Regions from separate parts of the Homo sapiens genome. Here region 1 is linked to region 2. The links are chromatin loops, found by intact Hi-C in ENCODE. Cell type or tissue: gastrocnemius medialis. All regions are shown on one strand. Links, peaks and the distances in the headings refer to the core of each region. The heading gives the core; the rest is flanking DNA. Region 1 holds the start of LOC124901453 (a long non-coding RNA gene). Region 2 has its middle 11 kb from the start of SLC22A3.

The links. Hi-C counts contacts between places; a loop is a spot of excess contacts. Peaks named below come from ENCODE experiments on the same cell type or tissue, not always from the same donor. Only the 100,000 strongest peaks of a DNase experiment are listed, where the experiment ranks them.
Region 1: it touches region 2 in a loop (2.5-fold over the local background); 7 of 110 quality-filtered maps call a loop at or near these places.

The regions. Positions count from the first base shown.
Region 1 is chr6:160,390,129-160,398,719 of GRCh38, forward strand. SLC22A3 (solute carrier family 22 member 3) reads left to right here. Exons shown (of 11, transcript NM_021977.4): 2 at 7,851-7,954. It overlaps LOC124901453 (a long non-coding RNA gene), which reads right to left and starts at 2,025. Exons shown (of 3, transcript XR_007059843.1): 1 at 1-2,025. In gastrocnemius medialis, for the core only: a CTCF peak has its summit at 4,688 (motif pointing left); DNase peaks (open chromatin) are centred at 1,433 and 4,713; H3K27ac peaks cover 4,713 bases.
Region 2 is chr6:160,332,649-160,341,239 of GRCh38, forward strand. No RefSeq gene overlaps it. Among named protein-coding and RNA genes, the nearest start is that of SLC22A3, 11 kb to the right of the region's middle. In gastrocnemius medialis, for the core only: no CTCF peak of the experiment used is centred there; a DNase peak (open chromatin) is centred at 3,763.

The DNA of each region.
Region 1 (8,591 bases), core at 458-8,457, 58 kb after region 2:
ATTTAAAATAGAGTAGCCCTATTCAGATGGCTATGATCCACTTGTTAAGCACTCCTTAGCCTGAGTGGCCTAAAAATCGGAGCCTGGGGCAAAAGCTTATATATTAATTCTTGATCAAGGGCTGCCATCCTAGGGAAGGAAGAGGGGGGAAAGCAAGAGCGGCAGGAAGGAGGGAGAGCAATTCAGAGCGAGGAACCCCAAGCCAGCCACAACTCCACAGCCAAGGCACTGGCCTCATTCCCCAGGGAGCTCTGCAAAGTCTAGTGGAATATCTGTGTCTCAGAACAGCCATGGAGGGGGTTGGGCTCCCTCTTCTCCTGTGCTCCATCTTTTACTGGTCAGAGTCTGTCCTGAGAGACAGTCCCATCATGGCTAGGTTGTCGGGTCCTCTCTGCTTGGGAAGCCAGTATCTTGCGGGTCCAGGCTGACACCTGAGAGGTGGGAAAAAGATGTACACTCTCTCCAGGGGGCTGCAACTGGGGAATGAGATGAGTGAGCCACCAGGGAGATGCAGCTGTGTGGACCAGGACTCAGCACAAAGCTCATCCCTGAATTCCAAGGAGTGAGAATGCAGAAGAGAGAGCTATCTTCCTTGTTGTTTTATTAATCTTTGTTTTATGTGAAACTGATAGGAGTATTCATTTCCTAGGGCTGATGAAACAATATACCAGAAACTGGGTGGTTTCAGAAAATAGAAATTGATTCGCTCCTGGTTCTGGAGGCCAGAAGTCCAAAGTCAAGATGTGCACAGAACCATGCTGTCTCTTGGGCTCTAGGAGAGGGTCTGTTCCATGCCCCTCTCCTGGCTCCAGCACTGCTGCCAGTCCTTGGCACTCTTTGGCTGGTAGATGCATCACCCCAATCTCTGTCTCTGGCTTCATATGGCCTTTTTTCTGGTATGTGGCTGTGTCTCTGTTTTCTCTTCTTCAAAGGATACCTGTCATTGGACTAGGGCCCGCTCTGATACAGCATGATTTCATCTTAACTCATTACATCTACAAAGACCCTATTTCCAAAGGTCAACTTCTGAGGTTTCAGGTAGACATAAAATGTAGGGTGTTGAGGGAGGGGGGAAGCCAGTCCTATAAAATACGCTGAAATTAACTATCTTCCAGCAGGTAAATAGTTGATAACCTCTATATCAACTGCATATTAGACTAAATCCTATTTAATTGGACTGGAGTTGGGCTCAGGCATTTTTTCATTTACCTCAAGTAATTCTATATATATATATTTTATTATCATCAGCATTATATCACTGATTATAATGCAATTGGTAACATTTATTGGACAGTTACTGTGTCTCAGGCACTGGGCTGAGTACTTTATGTATATTATACCAATGACTCATCATTCCAGTTCTTCATCTTACAGATAGGAACACAAGAGTCAACAATGTTGGAAAATCGCCAGAGGACACAGACCTGGGAGCGGCCAAGTCAAGACATCCAGGCTGTCTGGCTCCAGAACTAGGACTCGTCTTTGCCAAGAGAACCCAGAACATATTTAGAACCTTTCATCTTCTTCTCGTCTTTAGACAGTCTCAGTTATTTAGAGAAATTGTAAACATTTTAAGATGCGTAACTGCAAGCCTTCACTACAAAGAAATAAAACAGCCTGGAGAGAGAGGGGCTGACGTATCATATGTATCTTGTACAACCTGAGGATGAGTCACCAAGGGCAGAAGTTAATAAATGACAGGAATTATTATTCAAACAGATTTAATACTTTCATGTCTCCCAATTTCACAAGTTTAGAAAAAAAGTGATGCATTTAGAAGACATCTCTCCCTCCTATTTCGAAGCTTAGCTGCCTAACCTACAGTAAAGCCTGATAGTTATGAACCTTGGAGAACAGCTTCTATGACAAGTGAGGATCTAAGAGCCTATATCTCATAATGATGCCTCTCTGCATTAAACTAAATCACCCCATTCTGGGCAATCATTGCAGATCCCCTGGTTTCCTGTCTTGGCCCTGGACCCACACTCCCTTCCCCATCAAAGGTGGGATGGGGAGAAGCAGCTGCCCAGCTTAAAACAGTGTACTTCCCAGTCATGTGCCAGGCAGAACCTTGTTGGCACCCACGTTTCTGTCTCTGTGGCTGGACCTGCTCCTCATCTTGTCTTCAGTGCCCTTCTTTTTCCTTTGATTTCTACCTAAATCCAGCTCATTGTGGGACCTTCTCTGGTCCAACCTTCTTCAAGTCTCCAGCTGCTCTTACCTCCATGGGCCATTTCTTTGTTTGAAATTATCTTACATTTAGTCGATTCCATTCTGTTTAGATCTCAGCTGCTCTACATTTGCTTCACAGAAATTGACCTTGGCTCCCAAACTATATAACAAGTACCTCCCAGGGACAGAAACAAGGTGTGTATATGCCTGGTATTCCTCCCAGCCTTCTCGGCATAATGCCAAGCAAACAAAATTGGAGTGATCTCCAACATACCTGATAATTACTCTTTATACCTGTAGTATAAGAAGTGTTAACTTTTTGACATTAAATGAAGGTGCCCAAATAGTGCCATCAGATCATGTTAAAATTTTTTCATGGTGACCCAAATTAATAATGACATCCTTTTTCCTCATGGAAACCCAAACCAAATTATTATTTATGATTACTATAATTTTTAGCCATTATTAGGCTCTGTTATGGTACTGTGTGGTTGATTAAAAATGGAAGTTGCCCATGGAGGTCTACATGTCATTGTTTTGGCCAGTGCAAAATGTAGCCAGGAGCACACCACACCTGACAGTATCAGTGATTATTATTATTATTATTATTATTTTTAATACTGATGAAGAGTTTAGTGACTCCTGATTTCAAGCTAAGAGCTGATTAGGAAAGGTTCCATTGACAACTCATCCCTAGAAAATTAAAACAGAAGCACATAGATATTGCAATTTGACTTCAGAGACTTCCCTTTCTCCTAGAACAATGCACACCGCAAATGAGGGCTATTTCCGATGGCTTATAACTAAAGTAAAATACTGTGATATCGTCTAATCTTAGAATCTCTTAAGTGAGAATTTGTTCAAGAGGGCTAACCTAGAACCCAGTGGAAAAATCCAGCTGATGGTCACCTGGGTCCATTCCCTATGGTCTGAGGAGCAAATGAGGCCCCTCTCCTGAGTTTATTTATTTATTTATTTATTTTATTTATTTATTTATTATTATTATACTTTAAGTTTTAGGGTACATGTGCACAACGTGCAGGTTTGTTACATATGTATACATGTGCCATGTTGGTGTGCTGCACCCATTAACTCGTCATTTAGCATTAGGTATATCTCCTAATGCTATCCCTCCCCCCTCCCCCTACCACACAACAGTCCCCAGTGTGTGATGTTCCCCTTCCTGTGTCCATGTGTTCTCATTGTTCAATTCCCACCTATGAGTGAGAACATGCGGTGTTTGGTATTTTGTCCTTGTGATAGTTTGCTGAGAATGATGGTTTCCAGCTTCATCCATGTCCCTACAAAGAACATGAACTCATCATTTTTTATGGCTGCATAGTATTCCATGGTGTATATATGCCACATTTTCTATGCCTTTTGAATACTTGCATTATTTTCTGCCTTGCTTCTTACCTTTGACCTTTGTAAATGGGAGATTATTTGTTGCTCTTGTTTTAAGGATAATTTAGAAATGACAACTTTAGCATATATCTAATAATTACTTGCCCCAGCATTTCATCATTACAACTCAAATTAACATAATGTCTGTTTGGATTTTAACAAAGAAGAAAAGCTAAGAAAAACCTTCACTTGGAAACCCTTCAAAAGTTTCTCATTTGGCTACAGTTACTCAGGCTTTCTGCAAAACGAAGCAATGTTATCCTTACATTACACCAACAGTTGTTTGAGTCTTTTATCAGACTGACTTTCTGCTCATGCCAAAAGGCGTCATTTTCTTTGTGTAAAAGTGACTTTGAAGATTAATAAGTAACAGAATGGGTACACATGGATTTATGAACATTTAAAATTGCTTAATGTTTTTGCATGTGTATACTTTGAAAAAAAATAGGAGATGCCCCAGTTGTTCTACATAGATTGCCTTAGGAGAAGGACATAAATGTGCGTCATTGATTCAGACTTAAGTGAATTGTTGGTGATCCACAATGATCTCCCATTGACAAGAGGTGGGTTTTTGGTCTCCCAAGGAACTACAACAAGCTTTTAGTACTTTATATCAGAAAAAAGTACTTAGCCTGTGAAGCTCATGGCTTTGGTGCCCGCTAATCTCTCTTTAAACACGAAAGATACATCGCAGGCCCAGAGCTGTTGCATCAGCAGGCAGGCAGCAAGCTGAGAGCTGATTAGGAAGCGTCAGCCCCTAGAGGCAGAGGTCTGCCCCCTGACTCTATGAGCAAGAGTCAACATCAAGCCCTTCAATCCTTGGGCCTGCAGTTTTCCCTGTACAGGAAACACAAGCGTGTGTGGATGTGTGTGCATTTCTTTAGAAACACATAATTTGTTTGTTGCTTTATTTTCTACCTTTGAAAGATGGCAAGATCCCAGTCACAAAAACAGAAACCAGGCTAGGTATTTTAACCAGAGAGGGATTTAATAAAAGCGTTAGGATTTGAGCTGTTTTGGAAGAGCTGAAGAAGAAGGAGAGGACAGGGGTCAGGAAGGACAGTTCCTGCAGTGTCCTGCCCTGCTGGGTGGCCATTACAAAGCTGGCAGCTGTGGGGCAGTATCCCTTTGCCCCCATGTGGCCAGGCACACGGGGCACTGGCTGACTCCCACAGCCACCACTGTCAGGATTGGAGCTGGAGCTGCTGCCACAGCCAGAAGCAGAATGTCCACTACCTCCCTCCTACCTTCTGATTTTGCACTAGCTCCCTACTGGTACAACCTACACAGAACCCTGCCAGTAAAGGAATCTGAGAAATGTAGTCCCCTGAGGTACAGAAAACACAGAAGGGCAGGCAGTATCTGGCCCAGATGCCTATCATAAAGCTTTAGAAAATGTTGTGTTATCGCTGCACTTTAACCATTGAAGTATTTATTTTAAATTGATTCTTATTTAAATATCAAATATAAGAGAAATCCTATTTGACTATGCCTTTTATGGGACAGTCAAGAAGATAATCAGTATTATATTAAAGAATATTTTATGGGTTTAAAGAATATTTTGGGGGCATTTTAATTCACATAGTTCAAAAGCAGCTGAATACATGTATTAAAAGGCAAGCTCTTGATAGGCCTTGCTATGTCATCTACGAAAAGCACTCCTGTTTGCCTCTGCTAGCTAACTCAGCTATTTGAAGTACAGATGGATGAAGCAAATTCTACTGTTTGGGTTTTTATATTTGACACTGGTTGATACTTTTCCAAAGCAAATGTTGCATTTCCGCTGGTAGTTTGATTTCGCTGTTTGCTTTCTGAAATTCTATGTACTTTTATTTTAGTACATAGAATAACTATGCCTGCTTAATTCCAATGAGAAATTATTTCAGATAAATAATCATCAACTTGTTTACTTAAAATAAAATTTTTGTACCTCGAAAAACCAAAATTGATAATAAAAATCCTTTAAAATGACCATGATTACAACTATTATGCATATCTGTAAATCTCTTTACTTCTTACATCTTGACTGATCATCTCAGCAACTCTGTGAGAAGCCAACTACTACTGCCTCCAAATTTTTTCCAACTATGTTAGGTGACAGGTCATTAGCTGTAAAACCAAGGCAAGAAGTTGGACTTTATAAGTAAATACGATAGTTTACTTATGAATATGTATTTATGAGACTCCTCAAAATTCATATTCCAACCACATTAATTTTCTCTTCATGCTAGAGTCTAATGCAGTGGTTAGACTGCAGCATGAAACTGGGGTAAGCATACCACTTGGAGATTTGCAAAGATGATCACAGGAATTGTCGGCCTGGATAATTTTAAGGGAGCCAGTTTTCAGATCCTCAACCTACATTCGTACTCTTTCCCAAAACAAATTCGTCTAAGAATATGTCCCTTTTAAGGATGCAGGTTCCTACCCAAAATTGTACTTTTCCCACTTTGCAAAATTAATCATGCCTCTCTCTCATCTTTCTCTGAGGCATTGACTTGAAGTTTTAAAATCTTCAGGGCAACAAACAATGGGACAATTTGACATATTGTTCCAGTATTAAGAAAGTAACTTTCTTAATGTAAGACTAATTATAAGTAAATGTAAATGACTGATGACTTAATTAAACAACTTTTTGTAAGTCTGATGGTTTCCATTTTTTTCCTTAGAGCAGAACTGTAGGAGAACTTACATGACATGCTGGCTAATAAAAAAGTAAAAATAATTTGGTGATAGATCACTGTGAATCTTGGCATACAGCTGAGAAGGAGGTTAAAGAATTGAGTAACATTTCTGTAGCAAAACTCCCTTCATTCCCACTGATTTATTTATATGGAAAAATCTTCTTGGCCCATAAATTTATAAAAATGAAAAACAGAAATAGAATTAATTTTGAGCCCTAACTCATTCTAGTAATAAATAATATATCCACTGATTTCATGACCTAACTAGAAAAACTTAGACTCGCTTTTGGCCATGGAGACATACATTTCCAACAAAATTTTACTTCTGCATAATAATTATTTCTTAAAATTTATTACATCTTATTTTTTTATCAATTATGATCTAAAGATAATTGTAATTATAACCCAAGCAGAAAAAATCCAATATTTAGAGACTTATTGCCACAGGAAAATTTTAAAAATTAAATGTCAATTTATATATGTAACTTATTGTACATAGAAGTATGGTGACAAAACCTATAAAATATTTTCTACACGAAATACATTACATTAGAATAAAAGTCTGTGGAAATGAAAATAAGAGCTCAAAGAGAAAAAAATTGATGTCAAATTTCAGACTATTAAAGAACAGTCTGTTTATAGCAATTGGACACCTGATAGCATATAATATTCATACTCTATTGCAGCCATCCCTTCCTTTTTGGCACTAGGGACCAGTTTTGTGGAAGACAATTATTCCATGGATGGAGGGAGTGGGGGCTGTTCGGGGAGATGGTTTCAGGTGAAACTATTCTACCTGAGATCATCAGGCATTAGTTAGATTCTCATAAGAAGTGCGCAACCGAGATTTCATGCGCCGCCCACAATAGGGTTCACGCTCCTATGAGAATCTAATGCCGCTGCTGAGCTGACAGGAGGCAGAGCTCAGGCAGTAATGCTCGTGGCCCACTACTGCTCACCTCCTTCTGTGCGGTCTGGTTCCTAACAGGCCACAAACTGGTACTGGTCCATGACTCGGTGGTTGGGGACTCTTGCTCTATTCAATACGCTTAAAAGAATGATGTTGGCCAGGCGCGGTGGCTCACTCCTATAATCCCAGCACTTTGGGAGTTTGAGGTGGGCAGATTACGAGGTCAAGAGATCGAGACCATTCTGGCCAACATGGTGAAACCCCATCTCTACTAAAAATACAAAAATTAGATGGGCGTGGTGGCGCACACCTGTAGTCCCAGCTACTCAGGAGGCTGAGGCAGGAGAATCGCTTGAACCCGAGAGGCAGAGGTTGCAGTAAGCAGAGATTGCTCCACTACACTTCAGTCTGGTGACAGAGCGAGACTCCATCTCAAAAAAAAAAAAAAAAAGAACGATGTTATAACAACATAGTATACTGAAAATTACATCCTTTGCAGTTATTTAAACAAAGGATATTTATGTGTTAATGTAAACATACGTATGTGATACATTTTCAAAATTTATTTAAAGAGTATATGAGCAAAAATCTTTACAGATCATTGATCTATACAAAAGATAAGGTGTTTTGAAGATCTGCATTCTGGCATGTCTCCATGTGTGTTTTCTTTGTTTTCTCAGTTTGACCTTGTCTGTGTCAATGCGTGGATGCTGGACCTCACCCAAGCCATCCTGAACCTCGGCTTCCTGACTGGAGCATTCACCTTAGGCTATGCAGCAGACAGGTAGGTACCAATGTGACAGCCATTTTATGTCACTATAATACCATGCATTAATACGGGGAGAAAAATGTTTTATGTTAACTATTAAAACAATATTTTTGCTAAATTCGCAAACAATTCTTGATTCCATCATTCATGACATCCACACTTGGTTGGTTTGACTAATTCTTTTCTTTTCAAACTTCATCTCCTTATTCCTTGAACTTCACAAAGGTCTGAGGCTGTTCCCGGTAGGACTGAGAGCATCAGAATGAAAACACAGACCTCCAAAGCAGGAACATCATGACTGGGTTGATGCACTGTTATGCTGAATACTACAGAATCAATCAATTCGATGTGCTTCAGTAACAACTTACTGATTGTGGTTTTATTAATTTAGTCATAAGATTAGCCTATTCCAAATTTGTTTCACCTAATTTTTTTTTAAACGAAATCCTTGTATTTTATTCTACAAATGTAAAACTCTGTGAAAAAAATATTTTTCCAAAAACCACTAAAGGAGTTTTTTTCTATTATTTTGTATTCATAAATGCAACTGCCCAGTGGCAGGCATGGTGAGTGTGTATATTCAAGACATCATGCTTTCTATTTAAATATTCTTCTTCCTTAAGATTATTGATGCTAGCTATTGTATTCATGT
Region 2 (8,591 bases), core at 192-8,191:
GGAGAGTGGATGACAGCAGCTGTGATCTCCTCCGCATTCCTCAGGGCAAGTTCTTCTTGGGAAAATGTAAATTAATTTGCAAATGTAGAGCCAGGAACCTGGGAAATTAATCACTAATGCTGATACAGACCTGGAACACATAAATATAGAAAGGACTCAGAGCTCTAATTTGGGAGTAAAAAACCTGGGTTTAAATTCCAACTCTGCTTCTTAGTGGTGGCTTATTTGTTTGTCTGAACTTCAGTCTCTGAAAAAGAAGAAAGCAGAATGACCAGGTGCAGAAATCACTGGCTTTAGAATCTGATGGACTTGTATTTGAATTCTGGATTTGTGTGGATTTACCCTCTCTGAATCCTGGTTTACCCTATGAAATTGGGCATAAAGATTAAAGGAGACGAAGTGTGCAAAAATATTGGGGACAGTGTAGTGAATATTCCACCAGAAGAGGTAAGAGCTGAGGAGGTAAAAATAAAATAAAAGTCTGCCTATGAAAGTGAGGTAGGAGAAAGAGGGAGGAGAGGTGGGAAGGACTGAAAGTGAGAAAGAATCCCGATTTTGAGGACATGACTGGGAAGAAGACTCTCAGTTGTTCCTTGTCTTAGCAAAATTAAAGGTCCATTGGCTTAATGATATAAGTAGATCAGATATGATGAGTCACCATATATTTTGGGGTCCATTTGCTACTGCAGCTATGCCTACGCTGCTATTGATGACAACTGGAGCTGAGGGGTAGTGGAGATTGCCCAAGGGGAGTTTGTAGGAGAGCAATTTGGACAGAACCCCATGGAATGCCCGAGTGAGAGGAGTGGACAGAGGGAAAAAGAACCCACTAAGATGTCTGAGGAGTGGGCTTTGGGGCCGTTCAGAAGCCAAGGGAAGAAAGTGGCCCACAGAGTGGTTGCACATTCTTTAAGGAGGAAGGTTCAATGGCATGAAACACTGCCAGGGATACAAGTAATGACCTTGCCAGAAGGAGGTCTTGAACAATCGTGTCAAGATAGTGGCATGGTGAGGACAGGGTAAGTGGACACGGTGGGGTAATGAGGGCAAGGGGAGAAGTGGTAGTTGCAGGAAGATGTGCTTTCTTCCTTCTTCTTTTCTTTCTTTTCAGTTCTTTCCTTCATTCCTCCTTCTTTTTCTTCTTTGAGCAGAGGCCATGTTTAAATTCTAATGAAAAAAGGGAAATTAAAGATACAGGCAAATAATTTCCAAAACTCTCATCTACTGTCCAGGTGGCTGTCTCCTTCCAGGTGTCTTGTGTCCAGGTGGCTATCTCATGTCCAGGTGGCTGCCTCATGTCCAGGTGGTTGTCTCATACCAGGTGGTTTTCTCATACCCGGTGGCTGTCTCATACCAGGTGGTTGTCTCATGTTCAGGTGGCTGTCTCATGTCCAGGTGGCTGTCTCATACCAGGTGGCTGTCTCGTGTCCAGGTGGCTGTCTCATGTCCAGGTGGCTCTCTCATATAACAAATTTGTTGCCAACCCAATGGCTCCCTCTGGGTGTCCCTTGGACACTTGAATTTCAACATGTCTAAAACTGGCTTTCCTGTTTTTTCTCCCAGTCTCTTGCTTCTCTTATCCTCCTGCCTGGCTCCACCATCCATCCTCCCAATGGCCAAGTCAGATGCCTATGGACCACCAAAAAATCCAACTTCTCCCTCCCCACACAGTGCTGGCTTGCTGCCTCTTAACACCCACTGTCACCCCTTAGTAGGTGTCCTCACTGTCTCTCCAGGGACTACTGACAGAGTTTTCTGAATGGCTACCTTGTCTATATCCTCATTTCCTTAAGATCTTTCCGCAATTAAATAACGTAGTCTTTCAAGGAATTCTTCTCCTTTGGGATTCCAGCTGTAGGAGAAGGTTTGTAGCATTCCAAATGTGATGTGGCTTTCTTGTCTTTACCTGTTTGCATTCATCATCCTCAGCCTGGAGTGGCTTCTTATCCTCATGGCTCAGACCCAACTCCAGGGCTTAGTCTTTTCTGATTCCCAGACAGAACTGAGGACCACCTTTCCTTTGTCTGGGGACAAAACTAGTATTCTGATCTGACTTCATATATCTCTCTGTTCCTTCTATCCTACAGAGCACATTCTTTCAGGGCAAGGATAATATCTTATTAACCTCCGTACGCCTAGTAGCTGGTTCAATAGTAGGAGCTCCATGAATGAACAAATGAATGCATAAATGAATAAATTAAATGAAGAAGATAGGGATAAATGCAGTTTTGTGGTACTGATTCTTCATCCCACTTTTTAGGTTCAGATCCTTTACTAGGCAGAAAGCCCCCAGATCATATTGTTACTCTCTGGGCTCATTCCTCTTATTGCCCATAGGACATCTGCCATAAAAGGGCCTGCATGTTGGCTGCATTTCCCGTGGTTTGCCCCTAGGAACCACTAGTCTTTCAAGATGTTCTGTGAGAAAAGGATACCAAGGTCACAATAACTTTTGGAAACAGTGTGTACCCTTCCCTTCTTGGGAAGAAGTTTTACAGTAAAAAGCTTAGTTTAGTCGCCCAAGGCCTCCCAAACATGTTTGAAATGGAACCCTTTTTTCTTCAAGTCACATCTTGAAGTTTTAACATCTCCTAAAGTTCGCAAACGCCGTGCTGTCATCGTCTTTCAGTTTACTAACATGGTGGGCTGGCTCTAGTTAAGATAGCCCACTGGATTCCTGTGCAGTGACTCGGGCAGTCTTCTGAAAACAAAATGGCTATGAGTTTTCAACAGATTTCTGCTTTTCAAATGCACAATATATTTTGAGTTTATGACATGTTTTATAAATTGATTATTTTTTTCTCAATTAGGAACATCTATGCTTATCTAAGAGATTCCCTTTATTTTATGAGGTTTATATTCTTTTTGGTAGAAAACATTTTGTTCCACCTTAACTGTTTGAGGATTAATAAAGTAAGATGTATAAATGTTATTATTTTGATTTCTTAATTGAAATGTAATTTAAAGTTGGGTCTTGCTGCCTTTTGGGGCTTCGTGCCGGGCACCTGAAGGAAAGACAAATTAAATTATTCTCCAACGTGCTCTGGATGGTGAGCCTCAAACCTGAATATTTTGTGTTTTGAAATTTGAGTTTTCAGAGTCAGAAATTTAGAGTATATCCATACAGATATCCTAGAATAAAACATATACTTCTTATTTAAAAGTAAAGTTTAAAGATACTTTATCATTGAAATCATCCATCCATCTAGTTGATTTCTACAGGTGAGCTAGCATAATTAAATCATTTTCCTTTCATTTCCATTAATATTGGCTTTTCTGAAAGGATAACAGGAATCTCAAATTCTGTTATAGAGCTGATATTTAAAAGTTCAATTTCGCCATTTTTCCAAACCCAATTTTCTAAGTATTTTGATTAATTAATGCTATGTATACATCATACTTTCAGCCATCTGAAAAGTCATTCCTAGGGCATTTCATGAGTGAAGATTATGCCAGTGCTTCAGACATCACATCTGTAAAAAGATTTTTGATATTCTCTAACGGAGATTTCACAGTCATAAAATATCCAAGTGGAAAGATTTTTCAAATCAGTTTGTCTACCGCTATATCTGAGGTATAAAAATGCACCCCCATTGAACAAAAGTCTGCCAACAACACAAACTGAGGATCTTTTAGGTTGCATCTATATGATACCTGCAAGGGCAATGAGGCCATAAATCAACTCTCACTCTGGCAAGTTTCCTTTGTAAAGTTGTTGTGTTGGCATCACCAGCTCATGACAGGCTGCTCAGAAGCACATCCGAAAACGTCAGTGGAGCAATAATTAGCAACCGCGTCAGGCATTTGGGCCCATTTTGATAATGTGAGATCATGGCTTTCCTGCTCTTGGATGAACAAAAAATAATGGTGTTTGGAAACCACAGAAGACCTAATTTATTTTGTTCACTTGGGTATGGGGGAAGGTGTGATTAGATCAAATCATTTTTTAAAAAAGAGGTGCAGAAAATATGGATATTCTAAACTCATAATCAAATGAGTCGTTGGGTTTTCCTCAAAATGATTCAGAGAGCTAAGGAATTATTTGTAGAATATCTAGTGATATGTCCTGCACTACACTGGGCATTTTTCACACAAGAGAAATATAGAATACAGTGCCTGTGTTCAATAAGATTAAGGACACAATAATAACTTATTTAACACAATTTTTAAAAAGTACTGGTTAGGTGCAGTGGTTCATGTCTGTAATCCCAGCACTTTGGGAGGCCAAGGTGGGTAGATCACTTGAGCCCAGGAGTTTGAGATCGGCCTGGGCAACATGGCAAAACCCCGTATCTTCCAAAAAATATGACAATTAGCTGGGTGTGAGAACACACACCTATAGTCATAACTACTTGGGAGGATTGCTTGAGCCTGGGAGGTGGAGGTTGCAGTGAGCCAAGATCATGGCACTGCACTCCAGCCTGGGCAACAGAGAGAGGCCCTATCTCAAAAAAGAAAAAAGAAAAAGGCTGGGGGAACTTCCTGCTAAGGGTATGCTATTGAATGTTAAGTGGTTTGACGTGAGCATAAATATTTAGGAGTTAAGAGAAACAAGCAGAATTTAGGAAAGAGGCATGAGGGAGGTGAGATTAAGTGCAATTTGGAAATGGCAAGAATTTTGAAAAACAGTTAACATTGATCAAACCCTTCTTTTTTTCTGACTCTATGATGAGCAGTGGACTTACAGGGTTTCTTTTGTTTCTCCCTACAGTTCTACAGGGTTGATACTGTTATTTATCCCCATGTTACCAAAGAGGAAATGAAATGCAAAGAGGGTGAGCAATGTGTCTGACACATAGCAAATGAATGACAGAGGTGGAATTTCAGAGCAGCTTCTAGCAGTTGGCCGCTTGGCCACCTTGCTGCAATAGCTAGCTATGTTGATCTACAGGGAGTGGGTATAGATATGATATGGGTATAAATGGAGATGTAGATATTAGATGTGGTGTGAACGGGAGACAGTGATAAGAGAGATCATCTCAGATTGAAGAGAAGGATTAAGCACATGTATGAAGTGGGAATTGGCATGGGCTTGGGGGTGGTGATGAAAAGACTGACTGATAAAGAGGGCTTATCTTGCGAGGGGTCACATGATTGGGGGATGGGTTATGGAGGCCCCAGTGGGTTAGTGTTAGCATGTGACAGGAAGTGTTGGCTAGTCTAGAATGAAGATTCAAGTGTGTAGTTGTTGATCAAATAGGTGACCACCATACTTTTTCTGTGGGCTTAGGGCACACAGAATATTTAGGGACACGAGCCTAGATGCCAGGGATATCCCCTGATTTGATTGGAGTCCAGGAAACCTTTGGGAGAGAACTCGAACTCTGACTGTACTTGGGGTTCAGACATGCCAATCTGAGGGATAAACTGGAGCTGGGAGCAGTGGGAACCTGTGGGGGGCTGGAAGGGAAGTTCGTCCAGTTCCCTTTCACTCCTATCCAGAGAACAGAGGCCCCTAGTGAGTGTGCACTAAGAGATGTGAACCTGCTGTTCCTGGCATTCTCAAGCCTCCCACGTGTACACATCACCAATTGAATTGTTTACTTTCCAGCAAGATGATTCCTGTGCTCAAGCCAATGGCTTCATCAAACCCCTGACCAGAGAACCCATGATCTGTTCTCATTCTGGATACCGAAAAGGCATTCAACTATGATTCTTAACCATGTACTATTTTCTTCTTGTGCTCTGACTTAATAACTTGCCTATGAGTAAAATGCACATCCACAGTACACATGAGACACCCACACCCATCCTTGTCCTAGAGATTCCTAGAAAGGTACAAGAAGTGCAGAAAACTGTCAAAATGATGTTTGGGGAATTATAAAAATCAGTCCCTGGGAACTCCCAGAGACGTTTGAGTGTGAGACCACCGCGAGGACAGGGCTTCCTGCAGGACTGAAGAATGACCACTACTGAGGTTCACACGGAGATGTTGAAGGGGTTGCATTTGTAAGCACAGACAGTGATGCCCCGGAGAGCAAGGTATTAAATACAAACTGTTCGGAGGTACATTTAGGTGTGTTGTGGGATGTGCACACACAAGCCCTATGCACCATGCTGTATTGTTGTATTCATTAAGCAAAGATAGCAAGTCTTTTGCAGTAAGATCACTAATTAACACCAGTAACTAAAACAGTAAAAGAGTAGAAGAAACACAAACATTATTTTTTTCAGTAATGGCCTTCTTATAAGACTTCGGCTTGGGGAAATATGCTTGGTCACCATATTTGTAAAACTTGTTTCTTTGCCCATTCATCTTTAGATGAATGCTTATTTCAAAGCAGAAGAAACCCATAGCTGTGGCTTCCATTTCACTTGTCCTCTGTGTTATACCTAAGGTCACAGTCACAGCAGGTTGTAGACCACCCTCAAGCTACAGATGGGTTGGACTTCAAGAATACAGTTGTGAATTGATTCTCTATAACACAGAAGCATTTCCCTATAGAAACAATGCTAGGAAAGAAGCCTCGACTCTCAGGCCAGCCTGTAAAACTCTATTTAGCCCCCTGAGCTCTGAAGTGTCCCAAGAGCCCCCGTGCACCTGTAAGGCTGAAGATAGAGCAGACCTGGGAGGCGGGGCTGGATCTGGAATTCAGGGGCTGCCATGTCTGTTAAAGGAGGAGCACCAGGGTATGATCAATTTTGCAAAGTTTTTCAGGACTGGTTGTCCTGCTGTGTATCATCACTGAAAAAACAAAACAAAACAAAATGACTTTTTGTTCTGAAGTAGTTCAAGACTCACAAGAAGTTGCTAAAATAGTACAGAGGGGTTCTATCTACCCTTCAGTCAGCTTCCTCAATGACCATGTCTTTCAGAAGCAGAGTGCCTTGTCAGAATCAAGAAGCCGACGTTGATACAATGCTATTATCTCAGGTAGAGAGTTTATTTGGATTTGATTTATTTCCTTTTTTCTCCCTAATCAAATACAGTGCTCTGGAATTATTTTTCAAGTGTTATAAATGCTAAAAATCTTTATTTTTGCAACAAAAGCTTCCATTCTTCACTGTAGAAAAACTTTACTGACAATGTTATTTGAATGAAGACTGGGTAGGTTTTACATTCATACAAATTAATTTCAATATAAATAAAGCAATTTTTTAAATGTGTAGAATATACTGTAACCAAAAGGAGATTTATGAAATGAAGGATTTAAAAAATGAATTTGAGGCAGTGTGTTTATCACAGTGCATGGGCCTGGGCCCTATTTCCACTGTTGCTATAAACTGAGTAAAGTTGCTTTAGTTGAGTCATTTAATCTCTTTGGTCCTTAATTACTTTATTGTAAAGCAAGGAAATTAGATTACATGGCTTCTAAAACTTCTTTCAATTAAATAAAAATCCTAAGATACCTTCATGTCTAAGATATTATGTAGAGATCATTGTAGAACGCATAAAATGGTTTTATTTTTTTAAAAAAATACTAGAACTTAATTGAAAAGAAAAAATGCCTTGTCAGAACATAAAAGTCATGGGGAAAGTTGGAAAGAAAATGTAAAGGTGTCGCGAGTGTCCAGGGTACCAGGAGACCTGTGGGTGACCCAGAGCAGCAGGAAGGGCTGGCTGTGGGGCTCCACGAGGGAGCCACTTCAGCCCACATGACATTTGTACGACTGATGCCAACATTTCCAAGCCTCAGTGTCCACACTTGTGAAAGGCTGGCAGCCCCCATCAGTGTGGTTCTGAGGATTACAGGACCACAATATGTCCAGCACACAGCAGGGCCCCTGGCACAGAGCCCATTCCGTGGAGGACAAGGAGGGCCTAACCCGTGGGAATGAAGTATAGCCTGGGAAGAGTGCGAGTTGAACGATGCAGAGGGAACCGGGGAGCCAGCCTGCCTTTGACAGTGGCTGCTAGCTTAAGTGGGGAGCCCCTGGTTTCTGAGGAAACCCCTGAGGGGAACATGTTGCCATGCTTGGGTGTGGCTGGAACCTGGGCACTGACCGGGCTGAACTGAGGAATGTGAGTGGGCTTTCTCACAAGAGGTTGGAGAGGCACTCTCGGTCTCAACGGGCTCTGAATTGCAGAAAGCCAGAAATGCACAAACCAGAGCTCTCTCATTCATGTTTAGGAAAGGCAAACAGGTCCCACGTACCCTTTATCTCACAGTAAATCTGAGATCAGAATTTGGACTGTGGATTCTAGGGAGAACCTAAGATATCTTAATATAAAAACAAAACAACACTTTGGTGACTTGCTGCTCATACTAGTTTCTTATCCATGAACTCTTCTCTTCTGCCATTCTCCTGGGCTTTTCTCTGAATGTTTACAGTAGCATCTCAGATGGAGTCTTCCCATTGCTGCTACTCAATATAAATTGTAAAATTATCTAGACAATTAGTTACATAAAACAAGAATAAAAGACAGTTAAAACAGAAATATTTGTATATACTCCTGTCATTTACATCAAATTTCCTAATGATATTCTTGTTCCCCTTCTGTTTCTTTGGGACTCATTATAAAAAGTTTTCCTTTTAAATTTTTCAGATGGATTTCACCTTTTCATGTTTAAGACATAGCTTTAAAATCTTACAAAACCAAATATTTCAGGCTGGGCACAGCGGTTCCTACCTGTAATACCGGCATTTTG